2 separate regions of the Homo sapiens genome follow, and region 1 is linked to region 2. Evidence: chromatin loops called from intact Hi-C (ENCODE). Cell type or tissue: heart right ventricle. All regions are shown on one strand.

Region 1 (8,000 bases), 45 kb before region 2:
GGGCCTTTTAAAACTGCAAAAGCCGAAGTCTGAGCAAGACCCTCTGTATCTGCAAAGGGACCTAGACCTGAGCAATCTTTAAGAATCTTCCAGGCAATTCTGCTCTGAGCCAGAATGGGGAACCATTGCTGAGAAAGTCACAAACCTGCATCGCTTCGAGGAGAATCGAACACTGGAGAATAGACAGGCCGCTGTCGTCCCTGTGGGATTTGTTCCGGGACCCTACCCTGGGATGTCCTGGGTTGTTTATCCCAAGTTGGTTGAGCACGGAAAGGGTGACTGGGAATAAGAGAAGGCAGCCTGGTGTATGGGCTGAATTACGTCCCCCCTCAAATGCACATCTAGTCAGATCCTATGAATATGACCTTATTTGGAAATAGAGTATTTGTTGATCTATCAAGATGAAGTCATACTGGATTAGGGTGGGCCCTAAATCCAATGGCTGCTGTCCTTAGAAGAACAGGGCAATTTGGCCGGGCGCGGTGGCTCACGCCTATAATCCCAGCACTTTGGGAGGCTGAGGCAGGCGGATCACCTGAGGCCAGGAGTTCGAGACCAGCCTGGCCAACATGGCGAATTCCTGTCTCTACTAAAAATACAAAAAATTAGCCGGGTGTGGTGGCAGGTGCCTGTAACCCCAGCTACTTGGGAGGCTGAGGCAGGAGAATTGCTCGAACCCAGGAGGCGGAGGCTGCAGCGAGCCGAGATTGCGCCATTGCACTCCAGCCTGCTCTCCAAAAAAAAAGAACAGGGAAATTTGGACACAGAGACACACGAGAGAAGGCCATGTGAAGACAGGCGGAAATGGAAGTGATGTGTTCCTTGAAAATGGAACCAAGCAACATCAAGGAGAGAGGCCTGGAAGAGATTCTCCCTCACAGCCCCCAGAAGGAACTGGCTCTGTGGACACCTTTTCAGACTTCTGGCCTCCTGAGCTACAGAGAATCGATTCCTGTTCTTTTAAGCCCTCCCATTTGTGGTAGTTTGTCACAGCGGCCACAGGAAGCGAATGCCCTGAGCTCTGCAGTGCAACTCTGGCATCTGACTGGGCCTCTGAGCCGGGATGGGGTGAAAAGTTTTAGCTACAGGATGATTTTGATGCAAAGATTTAGACACAAATGCCAGGCAACCCAGAAGAGGAGAGTGCTGCGCTGAGCATGAAGGAGGCGGGAGGCACGCACTGCAGCCCTCCACCCTCTGCCATCCTGGATCCACACCCCACGCAGAAACAGCTCCCAGCTCAGTGGCCGCCTTAACTTATGCCAAGCAAGGACAGAGTGGCTGCCTGGACATTCTCCCACACAGCTGAGGAGTGTGTGTGTGGGGCGGGGTGGGGGGGGGGGCGGGAGGGGGAGGGGTCCCAAGGCCCAACTCCTACAAATCCAACTCCCAGGTCCTTTTATCCACAGCCTCCTTCTGGGCCTTGGCTACATCCTGCCCCAGCACGTGCTGGTGAGCCAAGGAGCCTGGACAGGCCTGCACTCCTCGTGGACCCCCAGAGAAAGGCCCATTATGGCTCCCTCATCAAAGGAACCTCTCCTTCACCCACAAATCTTGCTGAGCACCAAGGCTAAACTGGAGAAAAGACCTCATTTCCCCCAAACTGGGTTTTGTGGAAACTGACACAGGCACACACCAAGCCTTCCGCCCAGGTGGCCTGAGCCACCTGAGACCTGTGATCTCAATAGATTGGTGCAACTGAAAACTTCCCCAGCTGGGCACGCAGCTCCTAGGGCTAACCGGGGTGGGGCAAGAAGCCGTGGGCGGGGTATGGGAAGGGCGTGGCTGACAGCAGGAGAAACAGAAAGTCCCACCTCCACTCTGGGCAGGTGAGGGGGCCCCCGCCTTGCTCCATCTGCCCTGGACAGGTCACTCGACTGAGACTCAGACATAAGAAGGAAGGAGGGCAGGGGGCTCCGAGACCACCTGCCGTGTAGCCAGACTTGCCCCAGGAAAACCATGCTGACCAGCACCAGGGCTGCAGAGGCTTGAGGTGCAGGACCAGGGTGGAAACTTCGAGCCAGCGGGTTCCTCCCATTTCTGCTGGTCCTCCCCCTCCATGGATCAGAACAAATAACTGGGCCCCTCCTGCCTCCCTCCATGGCGCCTGTCTTTTGGGGGCTAGGAGTCCGGAGGTCATGGGTATTTGCTGGGGAATCTGAGCAGCAGCACAGTCCCACGTGCCGGGTCCGGTCACCAAAGTCTCCAGCTTTTGTGGACGTCCCGAAAAAGCGGAACATTCGGGGGTCCCGGTCCCTGCCCAGCCAGTTTGCAGGGCCTCCTGGGCAGGGCGCAAGCAAGGAGCCACGCCAGGAGACGCCACCGGCTTTTTCACCTGCCCCTCTGGGCCTGTGGAACCTGCCTCGGGTAGGGCGGGCTTCCATCCCACCCTGGCTTGATCGGGGAGCCCCCAAATGGGGCTGGTGGGAGAAGCCCCAGCAGAGAAGCCCTTCCCCACCCAGCCCCAAGCCCAGAGAAGCCCAACTCCCACCTTATCTGCGAAAGTTTCTTCCTGGGGTCCCCAGTCCTCCAGCCCCCCGCCCCCACGCCGTGTCCCCCACGCTCCCCGCCCCCAGCGCTGGCATCCCAGGGCGCGCCGCCTGCCAAAAGCCAAACTGGCTCCCTTTCCTGGGGCTGGAGCTGCGGCGGAATTTCGGTGGAATTTTGAGGTTGAGACGCATCTCGGCAAAGAGAGGGAAAGAAAGGGAGAGGAGGGAGGGGGGAAAGAAAGTCGGCTCTGGGCGTCCACTTGCAGGATTCGAGAAGGCGCCGAGGGACCAGGAGGCGGGCGCTGGGGTCCCTCGGCCAGCGGCGGGCGGGCGGGGCGTCTGCGAACCCTCGGGGTCGCGGGGGAGGTGGGGCCCCGCGCGGGGGCTGGGGTCGCCGCTCCTTACCTACATCTGCATTGCAAAACGCCTGTTGCGGGTGCACCGGGGAGCAGCTGCAGGCGTCGGCCGGGCGAAGCAGCGTCGCCAGCAGCAGGAGGCCGAGCGCCAGCCGCAGGGTGCGGGCCGCGGCGCCCATGGCGGGCCGGGGGGCTGGGCGGGCGGGGGCCGCCGCTGGGGGGTCCGGGCGCTGCTCGCGGCGGCGGGCTGGGGGCGCGGGCGGGGGCTGAGCCGGGGCCGAGGCGGGCCCCTCCCGCGCGGCTCACCCTCCTCACCTGCCCCGCTCGGCCGCGCAAACTTTCTCTCCTCTTTGTCTCGGGGGCGCGAGGGGAGGGGCGCGGGGCGCAATTCGCCGGGCGGGGCGGCGGGGTGGGGGGCGGCGGGCGAGCGGCGCTGCGGTTCTCGGCGGCCGCGCTGCCTTCTACGGATGTGTTTGCTGCGGGCTTGGGCCGGGCCGCAGTTTTATTGCGCTCGGAGGATTTTCTGCTCCTCCTCCCGGTGGCTGGCGGCCAATGCAGGCTCTGGGCGCTCCCAGCAGCCCCCTCCTCCCCCTCCGCCCGCGCCTCCCCCCAGCCCGCGCTTTTGTTGTGCCCGGCCTGGCACGTCGGGGGCTTCCCGCACCACCTGGCGCCCGCGACCCGCACCCGCGCGGGGGTCCCCGGACGCCCCCAGCCCCCCGACCCCGGTCCCCGCTGCGTGGCCTTCTGCGCCCGGGGTCCCTGACTCAGCGCGGGGGACTCGCGCCCCGTTCTTCCAGGACACCAGGCGACCCACCCGCTACCCTTTCCCCTTCAGCTCGACTCTGGAGGGCTACGCTGCTCCGTCCCCCGCCACCCCGGGGTCCCTTCGAGCCCAGCCTCGGGGCGAGCCAAGGGGTGTCCTTTGGAGCAGGGGCCGTTCCCTGTCGCCACCTCCCCGTTTCTGTGGGCGGGTGGCCTATTGAGAAACTGACAGGATCCCTTTTTCAAATGGAGGCCTTAGAATTTTAAGTGCGCCTGGCCAGTTTAGTTGGGGGGTGGGGGGTGTGGTTACTGTGAACAAAACAGGATTTTATATAAACTGGCCATATTTTTGACCAGCCAACAAGAGACGGGGGTGGGCCCAGGCGCCCAGGAGCCAGTAGGATCGCAGCAGAGGCATTGGCTGGGTTCCGCTCACAGTTTCCTCTCTTAGTCCACAAATGTGGGAGCCGAAGGACTTTTCCCAAAACAGTTTTGTGTTCCAGGAAAGACCCAGGCATATGAAGGGATGAACATGTGTAGGGTGGTGAGGCGGGCTTCCTGGCTGTGAACCTGCCTGTGCCCGGCTGTGGGCACCCACCCTGTACATTTGGTGTGTGCCCCGTGGGGCTCCATGGACACTGCTGCACTCAGGTCAGCACTCCAGCCCTCAGGTCAGCATTCCAGAGTGTTTGCAGTCCAGCTAGGGAGAGGGAAGCCCAGGAAAATGACACAGGAAGAATCAGGGCGGGCACGGTGGCTTGCGCCTGTAATCCCAGCACTTTGGGAGGCCGAGACAGGAGGATCACTTGAGGCCAGGAGTTTGAGACCAGCCTGGCTAGCATTTAGTAGAGACAGTGAAACCCCGTCTCTACTAAAAATACAAAAAATTAGCCGGGCTTGGTGGTGGGCGCCTGTAGTCCCAGCTACTCGGGAGGCTGAGGCAGGAGAATGGCATGAACCCAGGAGGCGGAGCTTGCAGTGAGCCGAGATCATGCCACTGCACTCCAGCCTGGGGGACAGAGCGAGACTCCATCTCAAAAGAAAAAAAAAAAAAAAAAAAGCCCGGGTGCAGTGGCTCATGCCTGTAATCCCAGCACTTTGGGAGGCTGAGGTGGGCGAATCACGAGGTCAGGAGTTCGAGACCAGCCTGGCGGCTAACACGGTGAAACCCCGTCTCTATTAAAAACACAAGAAATTAGCCGGGCGTGGTGGCGCGCGCCTGTAGTCCCAGCTACTCAGGAGGCTGAGGCAGGAGAATCGCTTGAACCCGAGAGGCGGAGGTTGCAGTGAGCCGAGATTGCGCCACTGCACTCCAGCCTGGGCGACAGAGAAAGACTCTTGTTTTTTTTTGTTTTTTTTTTTTTTTTTTTTAAAAAGAATTGCCCACTAAATTGTGCGGTGCTGACTTGAGGTATGAAACTTTGGAAAATAGTGAAAGAATGGAAAAACAGCTTCTTTCTGTTTGTGTATGTTTTGTAACAGACAGTTCTGAGAAAAGTTAAATAAGCAATGCCGTTATTTTTAGCACCCTGACAAATCCAAAGTCACTTTTTTGGTTTTTGTTAGCGTGAAATAGAGTTGGGTCGTTCACAAAATGATGTTTGAAGCTAACGTTTAAAAGTACAGTTAATTCAGAAAATTGTTATGTGCTGGCTGCCTTCAGCCATTTCATCGTTTTCTTTCCTTCTTTTTGGTTACAGGGGGAACAAAATGCTGTTGAACTTGTGTTTCAATTTGTCAGTTCATGATAGAAACAGGTAGCATAGGGGCTCTCGGTCTTTTAGACAAGCTCTACATATAAGTGATCAGGTACATGTTAGGGTGATAAATACCTTAGAGCAGTTGTGGTGCTGACAGCCAAGGGGGTGGGGCCAATGTGGGATGTACCTGGGAGGAAAGGGGGGCCTGGGCTCCAGGGTTGGGGGGCGTGAGACTGGAACTTCCAACCCAAGGCCTCGCACCTGTATCCTGGACTGCCCTCCCCGAAGTCATCCCCACCAGCACACAAACAGGCTGGAATTGCTCCCAGGAAAAGTGAAGCAGAAATCTTGCCAGGTGCAGTGGCTCACGCTTGTAATCCCAACACTTTGGGAAACTAAGGTGGGAGGATCACTTGAGGCCAGGAGTTTGAGACCAGCCTGAGGAACATACTGAGACCCCATCTCTACAAAAAAAAAATTAGCTGGGCGTGATGGCTCACACTTGTAGTCCCAGCTACAGGGAAGCTGCGGTGGGAGGATCGCTTGAGCCTGGGGAAGTTGAGTCTGCAGTGAGCCGAGATCACACCACTGCACTCCAGCCTTGGTGACAGAGTGAGACCCTGTCTCAAAAAAAAAAAAAAAAATCTCTCCCCTCAATTCCCCCACCAGAGAGTACTCTACTTTTCTGTTCCCTCTACCATTATCTCCTCCAAACAGGTCTCTAAACCAGAAGTTTCCAGCTTTCTTTTCCTCCCTTTTCTCTTGGTTCTCTCTCTCTCCCTCCTCCCTCCATCCATCAACAAATACTCATTTGAGTATCTGCTGTAGCCTGGACACCGTCCTAAGAGTGAGACATTCAGCGTCTACAGAACAGAGGAACATCCCTGGAACAGCAGGTGGAAACACGCAAGGCCCCAAGGTTGGACGATGCTGGACCTGGTGGAGCCCATGGTGTGGCGAGGAGTGAGAGGAAGGAGGGCTGAGGCAGGAGGCCAGGAGCAGGGGCTGGGAGGGGACACGGCGGAGGGCAGCCAGGCTACCGGGAGGATGTGCATTTTGTTCTGAGTGAGGTGGGAGCCTTTGGAGGGTTCTGAGCAGAGGGGCAGGATCGGACGCATCCCCTGGAAGGATGGGACTCTGGTGGGTGGCCTGGGTGGGGGCAGGGAGCCCAGTGAAAGGGCAGGTGCTGGAGATGCAGAGACTCCAGAGTCACAAAACCCCTTTCTGGTGCAGTGCCGTGAATGGCTGACCTGCGGCTGCAAAGTCAGATGAAGAGGGGACTGAGGTCTGAGGGCCCAAATGACTCTCCCAAGGGCACAGCAGGGAGGGGAGAGGACAGTCCCAGCAGCCAGGCCTCCCTCGCAGCCCACAGCCCCCAGCTTGCTGACCCAGTCATCTCCCTGCTGCTTGGGGCCCTCAGGGTCTTGGCTCCTGAGCCAGCTTCTGTCTCATTAACCACCCTCCACCTTCTCTTCCAGTTAGGGTCCTCACACTTCAAAATCAAGGAAACTGAGGCCTCAGACCAGGAACCTACTGAAGACAGGGAGTAGACTGGAATCTGGCTCATGGCAGCACAAACCCACTTTTTCTTTCTTTTTTCTTTTTTTTCTTTGTTTGAGAGCCGGGGTCTCACTCTGTCACCCAGCCTGGAGTGCAGTGGCTTGATCTCAGCTCACTGCAACCTCTGCCTCCCGGGCTCCAGTGATCCTCCCACCTCAGCCTCCTTTGTAGCTGGGACCACAGGTATGCGCCACCACACCTGGCTATTTTTTGTATTTTTTGTAGAGACACAGCTTCTGCAAGCTGCTCCTTCTCCTTGTCCTTCTCTGTGCTTTGTGGCCAAGAGGGCTTGACCTTGCAAGCAAACTTGAACATGGGGAGGGGGCTGCCACCCATAAGGGAAGTGACAGGGTCCGCATGCCCCATGCCCAGGGCAAGAGAGGAAGGAGGAAGGCAGACCCCGGGCTGGGAGCTCCCTCCACTGCTTCACTGCTTTTTTTTTGAGACAGAGTTTTACTCTGTCTCCCGCTGGAGTGCAATGGCACCATCTCGGCTCACTGCAACCTCTGCCTCCTGAGCTCAAGCAATTCTCATGTCTCAGCCTCCTGAGTAGCTGGGATTACAGGTGCCCACCATCACACCCGGCTAATTTTTGTATTTTAAGTAGAGACAGGGTTTCACCATGTTGCCCAGGCTGGTCTGGAACTCCTGAGCTCAGGTGATCCGCCCGCCTCGGCCTCCCACAGTGCTGGGATTACAGGCGTGAGCCACCGCGCCCAACCCATGGCTTCACTCCTAACCAGCCCCCTTCACTTCTCATCTTGATATTGGTGGGTGGACTACCATAGGGACCATAAGCGACACCCAGCCCAGATGCAGCCTGGGGGACCCTGGCTTGGATCAGCTTAAGAGCAGAGGCTCTCAGCCTCTCAGGACAGACAGGAGCACGAGGGAGCCCTGTGAAGTATGGGGGTGATTTCAGGGCCCTCAGACCACGCTCCAGGGGCCACCGCTTCCCACGAGGAACATCGTCTTGCTCCCCCACCCCCTCAAAGAGACCTTCCTGGCAGAGAGCACAGCAGAGCTGTCAGGCGTGTGTGCACCCTCGCCTGAACACACCAGGCGAACACCTCCCAGGCTGGACCTGATGAATCCTGTCCGGGGCCGGAGGAAGTGCCAAGGCCTCCTCCCTG
Region 2 (8,000 bases):
GCGGGCAGTCTCTGGAGACATGGGTGATTTTCATCTGTGCCAAGGCTGCCCCACCCTCCACCCAGGGCACCTGGGGCTTCCCCCAGGGCCTTATGGTGCATTCCCTAATACCGGTGACGGAGGTGACGGAGGTGACGGAGGTGGGAGAAACGCAAGCCTGTTTCAGATTGCACTGCGGGCTAATTCCAGGTGGGAGTGGCCTGTTGCCCAGCAGAAAGGGGACCTCGCTTTGGGCAGAACCCGGAGTGGCCAATCTCAGTTTCCGTGTGGATGGAGGGAAGCCGGCCTTGGCCACGTGACCTGTGGAAGCAGCTCAGGGTTTGATCAGAGATGCCAGGGCTGGAGGGAGGAGGATGGAAGAATGAGTAGCCGTGAGCTTTGGGAAGAGAGCAGGGACCGGCGTCTTGGGATGGCCACAGAGATGAGGATGCTTCTGTCCCCTGACTGTTCCCTGAAAGGCCCCACTGCAGTCCTATGCTGGGGTGCCTACCCCGGGGTGTGGGGACAGGTGTCACAGAGTGTCACTCTGCACCTCTACAGCCTCCAGGGCCTCCTCTGCTGAGAGGTGGCCTGTGGGGAGGGAGGCTTTGCACGGGCTCACCACTGCCATGTCACCAAGGCTGATGGGAGCGGACCTGGCGCTCCTGGGCCTTCGCTCGGCGCCTCGATGCCCATGGGGAGCTCCGGCTTCCTGAAGGCCGTGGCTTGCAGCCGACCCCTTCCATCGGAGGAGGCAGCCGCTTGCTCCCCAGGAATCGACACTTACTCTAGATCTGAATGCCCCCATCCTACACGGCCCTCAGTGCCACCAGCCCTTCACTGACTCAACACCTTTCCCACCCTGTTGGCCACCCACAGACATGCAGGTGACTCAGGAGCTGCAGTCAGGCCGTGGGCTCATGGTCACATGTGTCACCTATCACACATTCAAGGGCTCACGAAACAGGAAGGCTGGGATGAAACCTCAGGCTCAGGAGGCCAGTGAAGGGAAAAATGCAAGAGCCTGGCTCTGCGGACGTGCTGGGCGGCAGATGAGACAGCCCCGGAAGTCCCTGCCTCCAGGTCCCCCAAATCATCCTTTCCTCCCTCCCTGTAGACAAGAAAATGCTGCCCTCCACCTGTGGACGCACCAGCTCAAGGAGCCCATCTGCATTTCTCCTTGTTCAGAATGCACAGCAGTGAGCCATGGGGCCCTGAGCAGGGCGCCCATCACCTAGTGCAAAGGTTCTGCTTCTAGTCCTGAAACCTGGGTTCTGTTTTTTTGTTTGTTTTTTGTTTTGTTTTGTTTTTTTTGAGACAGAGTCTTGCTCTGTCACCAGGCTGGAGTGCAGTGGCATGATTTCGGTTCACTGCAACCTCTACCTCCCGGGTTCAAGCAATTCTCCTGCCTCAGCCTCTTGAGTAGCTGGGATTACAGGTGCGTGTCATCACGCCAGCTAATTTTTGTATCGGGGTGGGGGGGTTTTCACCATGTTGGCCAGGATGGTCTCGATCTCTTGACCTCGTGATCCGTCCTCCTTGGCCTCCCAAAGTGCTGGGATTACAGGTGTGAGCCACCACACCAAGCCGACACAGGGGTTTTGCACCCAAGAGAGGAACGTTTCCACGATGAGACATCTCCACGTTCCTTCAAATTGGCAGTGAAGATGGGGATTCGCCTCTGGGACCACGGTGCCTGTGGGTGAACAGGTGAAGAAGGGAGGAGTGTTTCGGAGGCTGGGATGGTCGGTCCTGACTGTCCCGGGGGAACAGGGCTGCCGCTCAAAACTGCAAGCAGCACGGAAGAACTCCAGTGACTTCTCAAACTCCTGCATCTCCCAGCCCCACACAGGGCTATGGCCTCCCTTGCAGGCAGGACCCACGGGGCTCAGAGTTCCCTGGAAGGAAGACTCCAGTTACCTTCCCTGGCCGTGAGATGCCAGGGAGCACGGAGCGGGAGAGAAGAGAGCTGCTGTGGTCCTGGGACTGACTCGAGAAATGGAGGCTGTGATTCTGGTCTTTGCCATGTCTGCCACGCCTCTACCGTGACATCGCTTTTCCTTCTTCCTCCTGATCTCATTGTGGTTTGTCCCCAACACTGGTCTTGGCAGTGGTCCGTGGCGACGTGGCCCCTCGGTTGCTAAAATGTCAATAGGATCAAAATAGAGGTGGAGGAGATAGGCCGGGCAGAGTGGCTCATCCCTGCAATCCCAGAACTCTGGGAGGCTAAGGCGAGCAAATTGCTTGAGCCCAGGAGTTCGAGACCAGCCTGGGCAACATGGCAAAACCCCGACTCTACTAAAAATACAAAAAAAGAAAAAAAAATTAGCCAGGCCTGCTGGCGCACATCTATAGTCCCAAGTACTTTGTAGTCCCAGAGGCTGAGGCGGGAGAATCACTTGGGCCCAGGAAGCAGAGTGTGCAGTGAGCCAAGATCGTGCCACTGCACTCCAGCCTGGGCGACAGAGTAAGACACTGTCTCAAAACAAACAAAAAACATGTGGAGGAGGGGATGTCCTGCCAGGATGGTGGACCTGGGCTGGACGCAGGATCTGGAGGTGGGGGGGTTGGGGGAGCAGAGGCCTCCATCCAGTACAGGGAGCAGCTGCCTTCACAGGCAGGAGGTTTTGTGAGACTGCTTTTGTTCCTTGTGGCACCTGTGGGGAGAGGGTGGGTGGGGCGTCTGCTGCCATCTTGGCTGTTCAGCACCTGAACCTCCCTCCCATTAGGGGAGCCCCTGTGCCACCTCCTGTTCCAGAGGCCACACTGTTGTCCTCCCAGACCGTGGCACAGCGGCAGGTGCCAGCCTGAGCTCGGCCCAGCAGGTGCCTCCCTGGGGACTCTGTGCCTGCAACGGGCCATGGAGAAGCAGGGGCAGTTTTGAATTCCTGTTGGTGGTGAGCGACGTTCTGTGCCCAGAACCTGCTGTGGCATTGTCACGGATGTCCCCCCGGCATCCAATGGGTCCCCCAGCCTCCCCTGAGACTCTGTGGTTCCCAGGATCTTCCAGCGCACCTCTACCCGCCTCACTCAGCCCAGGGGAGGTGCCTTTTATTTGTAGTCAAGCACCTGTTGGTGGGTATTGACGTCGTTTCCAATTCTTCACTCTTACAAGGCTGAGATGAGAATCTCTGTCCCCTGTCCCTGTGGACCAGGATTTCCAGAGCGAAGGTTCCTAACTCCTGCTGTTCGTTCTCCCTCCTCCCAGCTTCCACAGTCTGCTGTCTGCTGCTCTCCATGACCCAGCCCGGTCACGTCTTCCAGAGACCCGATCGCCCCGCCGGAGGTGCAGCCCTGACCTTGCCACCTCAGCACCCTCTCCTTCCGGTCGGACGTGAGCAGGAGGTAGTGCTGGCAAAAGCACACCCACCCATAGGCCAGGCACGGTGGCTCACGCCTGTAATCCCAGCACTTTGGGAGGCTGAGGTGGGTGGATCCCCTGAGGTCAAGAGTTCAAGACCAGCCTGGCCCACATGGTGAAACCCTGTCTCTACAAAAATACAAAAGTTAGCCAGGTACGATGGCAGGTGCCTGTAGTCCCAGCTACTCAGGAGGCTGAGGCGGGAGAAGCACTTGAAACCGGGAGGTGGAGGTTGCAGTGAGCCAAGATCACACCACTGAGCTCCAGCCTGGGCGACAGAACAAGATTCTGTCTCAAAAGTAAATAAAATTTTAAGAGCACACCTACCCAGATAAGGGGTGAGGGCACCCGTCACAGCCAGACTTTCATGAGCACACACACGCCTGTGCACATGCAATCACACACCCACGTGCACGCATGCAGTGGCACGCACCCTCCTGCTCGTGTCCCACTGTGTCATTGCTCCGGGCTGGGAGGTGTGCTTCCTGTTCCCTGTCTTCCCCGTTAGCCTGTAGCTTCACAAGGACAGGGACTCTGCCTCATGACCTGTCCCCCAGAGCCTGGCACACCTGATGTCTAAACACGGTGTGGACCCAACAACACTTTCTGTACAAACAAATGTAGGAACCTCAATGTAATTTTAATGACCTCAGACCAGTGACAAGGGCAGACTGACCAGGGGCTGTGGGGGGATCCCAGAGCAACCTCGAGGGCGTCCTGGTGCTTACCACCTGGAAACTGGTGAGGTGGTGGGAGAACTCCTGGTGGACCCTAGTGGAAGCCTTCCAGTAATTTCTTGAAGCTGAGCGCTCAGGTGAGTAGGGCGACATCTGGTGGCCGGTTGTTGAAGGTCATTGCAGAGAGGAAGGAAGCCGAGGAGGGGAGCCTGCAGTGAGGGCGTCCTGGGGTTCTCCGGTTCTCACCACCCTTGGGCCACGCCGTCTAGTCCACACCTGAGGAGTTGGTCAGGTAGAAGGGGCGGATGACCGTGCGGAAGCCGTTGAAGTGCCCTGCCGGGCAGGGGAAGGAGGAGGTGCTCTTCGAGCTGTTGGTGTCCAGGGCACTGGGAATCGCAGCCTTCCAGCCCTCGAAATCGGTGACGTCTGCCACGAAGAGCCCTTCGCAGAGCATCAGGGCTTTGTTTTCGTAGGCAATGGTGCGATCTGAGCCGCCAGACTTGGTGAGGCCCAGGACAGGGAGCTCGTCCGAGGAGCAGGAGAAGCCGTAGTTCCAGCAGCTCTGGATGGTGGGGAGGTAGACCAGGGACCAGGACACCCTCTTGTCCTGGAAGAGGAAGCTGGGGTGTTGTGGAGTCTGGAAGGACTGGTAGGGGTAGTATCTGTAGTCAGAGGGGGCTTGGAAGTAATCAGAAGAATATTTGACCAAAGGCCCCCGTCTGGACTGATAGACCAGTTGTGACTTCCGTGCACTCCAGGAACTGTCTGTCACAAAGGCACTCCAGGTGGGCGAGGTGTAAATCCGGGGCTTGTAGGTATCCTCGGTGAGGTTCAGGCCTTTGTACCGGGCCAGCAACTGGAAGGGCACAGTGTGGAATTCCAGGGCCTGCAGAGTCTTCTTCTGGAACAGGGCCTCGTGGCTCCAGTACAGGGACAGGTTGAACTGCAGCTCAAAGAGCTCCTCAGGGAGCATCATGGGGAAGCGGATCTTCTCCACCAAGCCCTCCACCTCCTCATGGGAGGCACGCTCCCCCCAGCTCCAGGTGTCCACGGCCTTCAGTAGGGCCAGCTCGCTGGGCACCGCCAGGTCGCTCCTGGGCAGCAGCAGTTGGAGCAGGTCTGTGGGGACACTGGGCCAGGCCTCGGCCTGCGTCAAGGCCTCGAAGTTCCAGGCCAGGAACTGTAGGCAGAGCTTCTCCAGCAGGGCGTCCCCTGTGGCCACTGCATAGGCATACAGGTCCAGGGGCATCTGGAACGAGGGGTCCTGGGGGAGGAGGATGGCAAAGAGGCTTGCGCAGTAGCCCTGCAGCTGCCTGGCCCCATAGGCAGAGGCCAGCTTGTGGAAGCACTTGACTGACGACAGGGTGATGTCAATCCTTCGGGAGTAGAAGTACCTGGGGAGAAAGAAGGAGAGCAGATGCCGGCCCCACAGGACAGCAGGGGAGCCCTGGGCCCAACTGTCCAACACAGCCACCTGAGTGCACACAGTGTGGGAGTGAGCATGCGTGTGTGTGCAACTGCGTGAGTGCATGTGTGACTGCGTGTGTACATGTGCATGCATGAGTATGTGCAGGTGTGTGTGTGGGGGGCTGTGCTTTTGAAGAGGGGAGGAGGACAAAGCCCCTGGCGGCCCCAGAGCCTGAGGACGAGACGGCTCACCTGAGAAGGTCCCTGACCATGGGCACACACTCAGCATCCACACTCATGGTGACATTGCTGCCCGGCTCCTTCCACAGGGCCTGGGCCTCCAGGTTGGCAGTCAGGATGACCGTGTGGCCACAGAAGCCCAGGGCGTCCTCGCCCTGCACATTCACGCTGATGGACAGGTCGCAGCCCCGCTGGCTGTCAAAGATCTGGCCAAGGGCCTCCGAGAGCTCCCTGGAGAGGTCCAGGGTGTGGGTGCTCCTGGTTTCTAAGAAGGGGCGGGAGGGAAGTGGGCTGCGTTAGGAGCCGGGGCACTGCCACTCTCTGGGGTCAGTGTCTTCATCTGAAAGTGAGGGATTTGTGGCTGCCTCATTCACTCTGGAAGGCTCCTGGGAAGACGAGGGACAAGAGAGACCGGAAGTGTCGGATTCCTGGACCCTGAGGCCCCGCCCCTTCCAGCCCTGGGGAACAAGAGCAGCTAGGACCTGGCCAAGCCTGTCCAGGCCCCCGCTTTAGGCCCTCTGCTCTGTGCTGCTCCCCCGACTCAGGCAGCAGCTCCGCATGGAGACTTGGTGGTACTGACTCCGGAGCCCCCACTCCCCAGCCTTGGTCACCAATCACCACTAACACCAAAACCACTGCCTGCTTAGATGGCCTGAAAAGTTAGGGTCCTGTGGCAACCCCATTTTAGAACTCCGGGGGTCCTCGAGCAGCTTCCTGTCGGGGAGAAGGCCTGCAGAAGTCATGGGAGGCTCCCGGCTCGGGGGTCAGTGTGGTGCACCCTCTCCCCTTCTTTGAGCCCCTCTCAAAGCCTAACTCAAAATGAAATCCCATAGGTTTTTCTTCGCCACAAATATAGTAGTTTTGAAGTAACTGTGACCTTTCAACCAGGTGGGCTTGCCCTGGGCCTCCTAAAACCTGAGCCACCGCAGGACCCCCAGCTCCCTCCCACCTGCACGCCTTACCACAGCTCTCCTGCCCCAGGAGCTTTGGCCGTGCGCCCATGGCCCCGTGTGCTCCCCGCCGCCTCCCCTGGCCCCCGACAGCCCCATGGCGTCTCCTGGGCTTCCCCCACTGTGAGTCCAGGCTCAGCTCCAGCCACTTGTCCATCCCATGTGGGCACAGGGGCTCCCTGGGATTCGACCCGTCCTGCCTTAGGGGCCTCCAACTCCTGGCAAAGGGCAGTGGGCAGGAAATGCCCAGGTTGTCACGTGCAAGCCCAGGAAGAGCCACCTCGGCATGAAAGAAAAACAAGAAACTCAGATCCAGAGGCTCCAACCTGCAGAGCAGCCTGGGTTCCCTCCAAACTGGGCCAGGTTGGGGGAAGCAGGCTGAGGCTGCGAGTAGCCGGGACTCCCTCCGCCAGGACGGGCTTGAGCCTGTCGCGTGCTGTGAAGTGTATTTCTGAGCGGACGCTGGCATTTCAGGTCAGGCTGGAGCCAGGTGTCATGCTCACTGAAACTGTGGCTCACTGCCCCACACTCGGGTTCTGCATGGAGACTTGGTGGTTCTGGGTGTTTCTCCAGAAGGGGCTGGGGAGGAGTCTGGGACTGTGGGACTGGGAGCTGGTGGGCTCTTGGGACGTCTGGGCCTCTCCATGCGGAGTGGGCAGGCGGTAGTGGAAGGAACCTTTGTGTGCTTCATGTGCGTGGGGGGGTGGTGCTGGGAGGGGCAGGGGCCACGGGACCCCAGGGCACACTGGGGCCTCCGCAGGGAGGTGCGCCCCCGCTCACCATTGGTGCAGACCACACCAGCGTCTCTCTCGTGCCTGCAGTTGCTCTTCAGCCAGCCCAGGGACTTGCAGTCGGCCAGTGAGGCCTCGGTTCCCGTGCACTGGACCTCATCCAGCATGATGGGGCCTGATCCTGTGGACACAGCAGATGGCAGGGCTGGGGGCGTGACGACTGCACCCAGGAGTCCCACAGCGCGACTCAGCCCTTTGTTCTCCGCCCCGGCCGTGTGGGTCCATCTGCTTACAGGTCCTTCACCAGCGAACCACGGAGGATATTCCAGCATGGGCTGGATTTGTGATTGCAATGTCAGGCCATAAACTTAGCCTTCATGCTTATAAAGCTTACCGGCTGCTTCAGCGACATCACATTCATGTATAGTAATTGTGTGACTATCCCTGCAACATCAGTTTCACATACTGTAATTGTGTGACTATCCCTGCAACATCAGGTTCACATACTGTAATTGTGTGACTATCCCTGCAACATCAGGTTCACATATTGTAATTGTGTGACTATCCCTGCAACATCAGGTTCACATACTGTAATTGTGTGACTATCCCTGCTGCTAAATAGTTTATGGATTGTTTCTTTTTTTTCCAGAATCGC

What was found. A loop is a pair of places that touch in the nucleus more often than their neighbours do. Peaks named below come from ENCODE experiments on the same cell type or tissue, not always from the same donor. Only the 100,000 strongest peaks of a DNase experiment are listed, where the experiment ranks them.
Region 1: it touches region 2 in a loop (2.2-fold over the local background); 43 of 110 quality-filtered maps call a loop at or near these places.

Annotation. Positions count from the first base shown.
Region 1 is chr17:78,922,065-78,930,064 of GRCh38, forward strand. It overlaps TIMP2 (TIMP metallopeptidase inhibitor 2), which reads right to left and starts at 3,323. Exons shown (of 5, transcript NM_003255.5): 1 at 2,895-3,323. The coding sequence starts at 3,024. RefSeq lists an enhancer at 1,483-1,552. In heart right ventricle, a CTCF peak has its summit at 3,383; DNase peaks (open chromatin) are centred at 1,790, 2,697, 3,387 and 3,887; H3K4me3 peaks cover 3,589 bases; H3K27ac peaks cover 4,648 bases.
Region 2 is chr17:78,967,294-78,975,293 of GRCh38, forward strand. It overlaps LGALS3BP (galectin 3 binding protein), which reads right to left. Exons shown (of 6, transcript NM_005567.4): 4 at 7,395-7,526; 5 at 5,677-5,929; 6 at 3,962-5,411. The coding sequence ends at 4,283. Among named protein-coding and RNA genes, the nearest start is that of LGALS3BP, 8.6 kb to the right of the region's middle. RefSeq lists an enhancer at 7,794-8,000. In heart right ventricle, CTCF peaks have their summits at 4,167 (motif pointing left) and 4,380; a DNase peak (open chromatin) is centred at 4,168; H3K4me3 peaks cover 33 bases; H3K27ac peaks cover 1,751 bases.